Regions from separate parts of the Homo sapiens genome. Here region 2 is linked to region 1. The links are chromatin contacts, found by Hi-C or POLR2A ChIA-PET in ENCODE. All regions are on one chromosome and are shown on one strand. Each heading gives the region's core, a stretch centred on a gene start or an enhancer-like site at or near the end of the contact. The rest is flanking DNA. Distances are from core to core; before and after follow the strand shown.

Region 1 (4,157 bases), core at 1,235-3,734:
TAAAGCCATGACTGAGTGTATACCCTAGTTAAAATGATCAGGGGAGACTTAACTGAAAGGGGTAATTGAGCTAGATTTGAAGGATGAGGAGTAGCAGACTAGTCAAAGAAAGGGAGAGAAGAACATACCTAAACATCTGATCACCAGTGACTGAGAAAGTTATCAGGATCAAGTGGAAAGAGAAAGGACTAGCAGAGTTACAGGTTAGAGAAACAGGTAAAGGCTACTATGGACGGCATAATAGTTGCATCCCATGTTTTGTCTCTTAAGAACAGTTGCAAACTATTGAAGGTTTTAAAGCTGTGTGTTGGGCCGGGTGTGGTGGCTTGTGCCTGTAATCCCAGCACTTTGGGAGGCCGAGGCGGGTGGATCACGAGGTCAGGAGTTTGAGACCAGCCTGGCCAATATGGTGAAATCCCGTCTCTATTAAAAATAAAAAAGTAGCCAGGCGTTGTGGCATGCGCCTGTAGTCTCAGCTATTTGAGAGGCTGAGGCAGAAGAATCGCTTGAACCCGGGAAGTGAAGGTTGCAGTGAGCAGAGATCGCGCCACTGCATTCCAGCCTGGGCGACAGAGCGAGACTTCGTCTCACAAAAAAAAAAAAAAAAAAAAAAAAAAAAAAAAAAAAAAAAAGGCTGTATTGTTTGGGGTGGGGTTGGTGGCTCACTTAATAAAGTTACCATTTAAAGAACATTCAATGCAATGAACAACATATATGGACCAAGAGATGGTAAGGAGGCTTGTTGGAGTGGCCCATGTGAGAAATGGATTCCAACTTAAGGTGCGGATGGGGTGGTGGTAGTGAATGGATTCTATGGATTCCCTATCTCACTGGTCACTACTCAGTATCCTTTGCTGATTTCTCCAGGTCTTGGATGTCAGACTTCATCTCTAGCTGTGTTCTTCCCTGGGTGATCTGATCCAATCCCATGATTTTGAATATGATCAGCATTTTAGTCCTGAATATTTCTAGGCCCCAAACCTCTCAAAACTCATATTCAACATCTTGATATGAATTTCTCAATATTCCAAGTCAACTCCTTGATTACCCAACACCAGTTGTTCATTCATCCAGTTGCTCAGAGCAAATGTTTTGGGTGCCATCTTCAATGTACTTTTATAACCTGCATCTAATCCTTAAGTGAGTCCACGTGGTTCTAACTTGAATATCCAGAGTTATCTTATACTTCTAACTACTACCACAACTACCATCCTAGCACAGGTGACTACAATAGCTTATAATTGTTCTCCTTTTTCTACTTTTGCCTTCCTGTGATTTAGTTTTTGCATAACAGGAAGCCTTTTAAGAGGGCAAAGCAGATTTTCTCATTTCCCTGTCCCCCACAAACTCCAGTGGTTTCTCATCATGACTAGAATTAAATTCTAAATCTGGTCCTTCACTTGCCCACTGCTTTGGCCACACTGACTGCTTTGCCAGGACTCCCCCATCTTGGAGCTTTTGTATGTACATCTTTGGCACGGGGAAGTTTTTCACTCATATTCTCAGGGCTCATTCTTTCTAAATTTCAGGTCCTTGTTCCATCCAGTGTCACCCCGTCAGAGGCCTTCAGTGTTCGTTTCTAAAATAGTATCCTTAGTCACTTTACTCACTGGATACTTCTGCTTAATAGCATTTAAAACTTAACCTAGAATTAACCACGAGGGGCAGGAACATTTTGGACACTATCCCTTGTGAGCAGAATAGTGCGTGGGCATATTCACATTTTGCTGAATGAACTAAAAAATTTCATGATGGATGTTGGATTAAATGGGTAGTGCTGCTGATGACATTAAAAGTGTATCTGGGGAAGGGGTTTGGATTCAGACATTTGCGGTATCCAGGAGGAAACATCAAGCAGTTGATAATGTTTTTTGAAGTTCAGCGATCTGCCCCAAAGTCAAGAATGCAACACTATGTATAGGTTGTCCCTGTAGTCATGTTCTTGGAGTTCACTGGAAGCCCAGGGGGAGTAATTTCATTTGACGACCATATACAGGCCTAATGGGAGCCTGCAAAGTACAGCGGCCGCAGTCATGGGTAGATTACAGGATTCCCATCTGTAAGATCAGTACTGTGGGGGTGGAGGGCCAAGCGAAACCAATAAAATAGGTCTGTTGGCCGAGTTTCCTCAACTTAACGGGGATCGGTTAAATTGAACACAAATCGTTGGATCCGTCGCGTTTCGCGTAACCAGGCTGACGCTGAAAACCCTGGACCTACGTGGGCAGGCCCTGGGGTGCGGACATCTATTTTGCCCTTCTTAGCCGAGGTACTTTAGCTGGGATATGAAGAGTGAAGAGGCAAACCGCAGCCAACACCCAGCTACCGCGAGCAGTGGGACTAAAATGCGCAACCGCAGTGGACATCTAGGCCTCAGCTCCGCTTCTGGTGGCTTACGTCATTACTCAGCGACAGCCTTGAGGAAGGTCCCTTCTCGCTCGCCATCTCTGCGACTTTAATGCGCTTGCGCACGTGCTGTCTACCAGTTCCTGAGAGGGACGCGTGCCGCGGAGCCAGGCTTACTACGTGACCCGGACACCAGGCATACGCTAGGGGCAGTCAGCTGTGCCTTCTCTTTCGGAGTTGTTCCGTGCTCCCACGTGCTTCCCCTTCTCCACTGGCTGGGATCCCCCGGGCTCGGGGCGCAGGTACCCAACGCGGGAGGGCCGGGTATGGATGCCAAGATCGGTGTCTGTGTTCTTCCTGGGTCGAGAGGGGACCGGCCTCAGGATGAAGGCTCTGCATCCGGACGGATACCTGGCCTACGCCGTTTGTCCTCCACCCCTCTTTTGGGGCGCTCCAAGATAACAGAATCACCTCTCCAATACGCAGCCGCTCTCGGCGCGTGCTTCTCGAGCGTCCTCGGGGATTTGCGTGGCTCGATAACCACCTCTAAGTAGTGCCTGTAACTGGGGAGTCGGGGTGAATGGGTGGGTGACAACAGTTGTTTTCCGTGGAGCTTGCCCGCAGTGCCTGGCTGCAGGTCTGGGCATTATACTTAGGGTAATCTGATTCCAGATCCTTCCACGTTCTTAAATCCTTCACTGTGCACATTCCTTTATACTCTTTATTCAGCAGTCACATTCAGGACTTGGTTTTGTTTGCCAGTGCACCTAAAATGGTGCCTGCCACATAGATGTTATGTGTAGATAGACGAATGAGTGAGCGAAAAATAATCATCTCCTTCAAGGCCTTCCCCATCCAGGCCTTCCATGACAGCTTCAGCCCATAGTAATCTCAGCCCTTCCTTCATCTGACCGGTCCCTCAGTATAGCTATTTTTTTTTTTTTTACATCTAATTTTACCTGTGTTCTTGTTCCTCATCTCATTCTCTTAAATACCTTCTTCAAGAAGAATGCAAGCTTGAAGTCAAGGGCCTTGTGGTACTACTTCTGGGGCTCCCACAGTAGCTAGAGCAAAAGGCAGCCCCCATTAATTAGTTGTTGATTGATTTTTGCGGGATCTTTATGTGGCCGGCAACACAAGGTTTACAAGTTGGGAAGATTGGCGAACTGGGAAGAGCTCAGGCTTTGGAGTCAGGAAGACTTGAGTGTGAATTCTGTCTGTCGTTTTTCTGCCTCGGGATATTTGAATTCTTTATACTTTCTCCTTTACGTATAAATTGGGGTCCTTGACAGTGACTTAGTGTTTTATAGTAAGACATATGCTAAAATCTGTTTGGATTGGAAGGTTAGAAGGGACAGTTAAGGTATGGTAAGTTTCAGTAAATGAGCTTTATGTTTATAATGCAGTAGGTACCAGAGTTTCTAAGTAGCATGTCACTTTTACATCTAAGTAGCATGTTACTTTTACAGTGATATTTCTGATGGTTTTTTTGATGTATTTATTGGGATGATGCAGTATTTTACTGTAGGTAATCACAGAACTTTTTTTTTTTTTTTTTTGAGACGGAGTCTCACTCTGTCGCCTAGGCTGGAGTGCAATGGCACACCATCTCGGCTCACTGCAACTTCCGCCTACCGGATTCAAGTGATTCTCTTGCCTCAGCCTCTCCTGCAGCTCCACTACCACTCCCGGCTAAGTTTTGTATTTTTAGTAGAGACGGGGTTTCGCCATACTCTTGAATTCCTGACCTCAGGTGATCCACCCGCCTCGGCCTCCCAAAGTGCTGGGCTTACAGGCATGAACCACCACTC
Region 2 (4,157 bases), core at 1,167-3,666, 1.1 Mb after region 1:
TTGCCACATTCATAGCAGGATGCTGAGTGGATTGTACTCAGCCTCACTTGTTGCATCTGTGAAATGGGGGTGATTTTTTGACTTCTCAAGGTATAGCATCTATTAAGGCACATAGACTACAATCTGACACAAATTAGCAGCTCCATACATTGCAGAATCTTTTCTTTTTCACTTAAGGAGATGCTAAAAGAGGCAAGAGGAAAGAAAATCAAATTTGGAGATGCCGTGGGCTGTGTGTTGAAGTTGGGCTCTGGTGGAATTGGTGGTGACCTTTTGCTTCTCTCCATCTGGATGGCTGTATCTTCAAAGACAACAAGTCTTAACTGCAGTTTTTGATTGTATAAATCTGGCCAAGTCCACTATTTACCCAGCCCAGTCTCCTTAGAGTAGGATTGGAAACTCAAACTTTGCTATCTCCTCTGCAGAGTGAGCAAGGGACAATCTTTATGAAAAACTTTAAGTTGCAAGATATTTGTGTTCTTAATAATGAAGGGAAGAATACAAAAATGATAATACTAAGCCTGGCTCATGGATAGCATTTTTGCACAATATATTTCATTTGGGCTGCAGCCTTTGAGCTGTACTAATTGCTCTGAGCATCTGTTTGTATGTCCGTTGCATGGGATGATTTACCCTCCTAGGTTTCCAAATGCTTTGGAGCCCCTGGTTTATTGCAGGACTTACTAAGTGGTGGCCATCGTCACTTTGATTGGCCCCTACCACAGTATTTTCCAGACTTTTCCACCAAGGCTCTTAGGGCTTTGTGGTGGGTGCCAGAACAATTGATGGGGTAGGGTGGGTGCTGGAAGAGAATGAGCATCTGGTAGATTGAGTCTCTGGGTCTGCCCTTCCACCCTCACTCCAGCCCCCATTAGCTCAGCTTGATTTTCAACCACTTGAAATACTGTGGTTGTGCCTAAGACATCATGTCAGGGAGAGAAAGAAACATCTGAAAACCATCAATCTTCTCTCTGAATGCTTCCACTGGTCCCATTTGCCTGTTGACAACCCAAGTTGAAAAGGCAGCACCAGAGGGGAATGGGGAAAATTAGCAGAACTGGAAAATCTGAGTTGAGATCTGGGTTTACCAAACTCTCCGTAAGACTTTGAGTCTGTGAAACTTATGTCCATTAGTTTCTTCACCTTTTAAATGGGTCTGTAGTACCTACCCTCTGGGCCTCACAGGCTGCTTTTGGGTGTGAAAGTGCTTTATAATTGGTGAAGGAAACTGCTACGTGGCAAGAATAGCAAAGCCTGATGTACTTTAATCCATTCGGTTCTGCTGAGGGTGGAGCCCCAATGTGTCTTAATTCATATGAGGTTTCTGAGAAGCTTTTTGAGATTTTAATACTGTCCCAGGTATGCACATCAACCTTCTCACTTTTATCCCCCAAGCTCCAAAATTTCATAACTTTTTATTTCATCTTGGGTGGCAGGAAGGCAAGGTGTGCCTGGGGGAGCTACAGGGAGTTATTCAAGGTCACATAATTAGCTTATAATTAACAGAGTTTAGGCTAGAACCAGTGCATCCCACTCCCAGATGGGGGCCCCCGGCTTATCTCAGCATGTCAGCAACCCATGAATCAGCCCTGAAATATAGATATTACCTATGAGTAACAGTTTCTCATCCTACCTCAACTGTTACGAAAGTCTTCCCTCAAACTAAAGCTAAGCAGTTCCACAAAATGCCAGCTATAGACATTAGCAGAAACTGTATATTGATTAGGTGATGTATCAGTCATTGTAACTACCCAGAAAAAAAAATACAATGACAAAACCAAGTGGCCCAACCTTATTTTCTACTTGCAAGAGGAAAAACCCTATTTGGGCCCCAAGATGCTTTTTTCATTTCATTTACCACATCCTGGGTTTGTGCTAGTCAATCTGCTAAATCAATAAGATCCGAAAAAGCAGAAAACAAAGATCGTGAGGCCAGAGGATTTCCTGATCACCATGGCAACACACAGGGGTGGGTACTGTGGTTTCTCTGCCTGAAGACGCACTCGTCAAAGACTACTTGGTGTTACAGAATTCTGGTGCAGTGAAGCAACAGTTCTGGGACATATACTTTCTTTTGCCAGAAAGACTCTGTTGGATCCAGGACCAGGAGTGGGGGGTTAAACAGTTCTCCATACCCTCACCTCCAAGTCCCCATCATCCCATTAGGAGACAGGGACAGTACTGTTCTCCAAACTCTCAAAACAACCCAAGAGCTTTCTAGGCTGTGCATTGGGTTGATCATTTGGTGGCCTTGGCTGAAGGGCCAGGGTAACAGCTAGGAGAACCCTTGGGATTCTTCTCCAATGTGACAGGCCCCTCCATGTTGGTTCAGCGTTGACTGCCATGACAGGCTCCAGGCTCCACGGAAAAAAGGCAGAGAAATCAGGGGGTCCAGCCAGGCGCCAAGACGTTGGGGTGCCTTGCATTTCTAAGTGCCAAGTGATGAATAGCTCAGTTGAAAGCAACCCAGGGCACATTCTGGAGGAAATTCTCTGGGTATGATTGTGCATGACTGTTTTCTCTGCTCATTAAACCCTCATCTGCCTCCAGGGCAATTCCGGGAGAGACTGAGTCACTCAAGACTCATGGTCTGCACTGGGCAGCCAAAGGCGATTCGGCCACCAAGTGTGATTCTGGCCTCATTCAGAAGTGGATGCTAAACAATACACCCTTTCACCAGGAGCCCATCACATGGGCATCAGGAGATGGGGGCGAGTGATGTGCCAGCCTTCTAGACTGGCAGGCCTGGGGGGCAGCAGAGGGCACAATAGCTAGAAAGACTCCCAGATGAAAACTTCTGGGCTTTGAAGCCTTCGAACAAATGAAGAAGAAAATGACTTCTTCGTGTCCTATTAAGACAGTGAGTTGTGGCTTTTTTGAGAGCAGCTTGCTCAGACCTCTTATGAAAGATAGATCAGTAGCAACAGCACTGGTGTAGGAGTCAGAAATCTGCAATTATGAACCACTGAGTTTTGTGTGTGTGTGTGTGTGTTTTTGTTTTTGTTTTTTGTTTGTTTTGTTTTGTTTTTTAACTTGCTGGAGGACCATACTCGGCTATCCTTGATTTTATTTTCTCCTGTGTCACAAGAGAAATTGGTTAGAAGCTTCCCATTGTGCCTCCTGGCTTTAAAAATAGATAATCCAATTAACAATAATGCTTTAAAACAACAAAACCTTGTCCTTTTCCCTTCCTACTTCTGATCAGAACCAGCTCAGTAAGATTTATTAGTTGTGCAATCTGTTTTGGACATGAGCTCAGCAAATCAGAGGACAGAAATAGAATCCTGGCTTTTTAATGATAAACACTGTAAAAATAAAAAATTTGGAGAGCTTACCAGTGCTTCTGGCTGCCCAAGTGGTTTGTGTGTGGTTGACTCCCAGGAGCTCAATCACTTTGGGTGCAGTCCACCCAGAGAGCTATGTTCCAGCTACATCAACCTGGAGCCTTAGCTTGGTCAGTCTAGATTTTTGGGTTTGGCTGCAGACATCTCGTAATGTCACAAGGACAGCCTGTGTCCTTGGTGACCCAACCCTGGGCCAACCCCAAGTCCTGGAGTCCTCTCCTAAGAGCCCTGCCTAATTGTAGAGAGAGCATTCAGGCTGTAAAGGGCAGGAGGCCTGGGGGCTACGACTAGGTTTGGGCTTTCTAAATTCCCAAGAGTATGATGGGAAGACCAACAGGCAGAATCAGAGAGAAGCAGTCAGCCCACTGCTGGGGAAAGCCAGTCAAGGTCAAGACTTCAGAATCTCCTCTCTGGAGAGAGAGTGAAAATTCCATTAGTGAAGTTTGTTCCACTGAAGCCTTACCAGGCCTTGGTAAAGGCCCCTATCTTGTGGTCCAGAATCAAGGGACTTCTGATCTTAAAATAATATTCAATAAGCTCAAATTCTTCTCTCTAGGGCTCTCTTTTCATGATCACCTCTCCACACTTTATTAAAAAATCACATGAAGGGTAAGTGGGCTTCCTGTCATTTCAGTGTCTGACCTGTGCATAAGTTGGAATTTAACACTGGAAAATGATCAGCCAGATTGCCCAGTCTGAAACCCAGGTCCCCCAGTGACTAGCACAAGTTACTTACATCTTCTCAATGAATCAGTTACCTCTTGTGTAAAATGGGGATAATAAAAATGCCTGCCACACAGGATTGTTAGGAAA

What was found. A loop is a pair of places that touch in the nucleus more often than their neighbours do. ChIA-PET counts read pairs that join two places held with the same protein, here RNA polymerase II (POLR2A). Pooled maps may share reads with other maps.
Region 2: a loop to region 1 is called in a map of CD4-positive, alpha-beta T cell, with 4 times the contacts of the local background. The contact joins the enhancer-like site here to the promoter of NAT10 in region 1. A Hi-C loop is called at or near these places in 2 of 168 maps with a recorded cell type or tissue (CD4-positive, alpha-beta T cell and naive thymus-derived CD4-positive, alpha-beta T cell) and 6 of 50 pooled maps. POLR2A ChIA-PET finds 5 or more read pairs at or near these places in 1 of 52 experiments (Panc1).

The regions. Positions count from the first base shown.
Region 1 is chr11:34,103,145-34,107,301 of GRCh38, forward strand. NAT10 (N-acetyltransferase 10) reads left to right here and starts at 2,485. Exons shown (of 29, transcript NM_024662.3): 1 at 2,485-2,648. RefSeq lists an enhancer at 2,238-2,697.
Region 2 is chr11:35,164,280-35,168,436 of GRCh38, forward strand. All of the region lies in intron 1 of CD44 (CD44 molecule (IN blood group)), which reads left to right. Among named protein-coding and RNA genes, the nearest start is that of SNORD164, 3.4 kb to the left of the region's middle. RefSeq lists a silencer at 1,280-1,329 and an enhancer at 1,750-1,809. Within about 2 kb of position 2,417, at least 31 of the 41 ENCODE cell types and tissues checked have a DNase peak (open chromatin) inside an H3K27ac peak, as active enhancers do; they include CD4-positive, alpha-beta T cell and Panc1, where a contact is called at or near this core.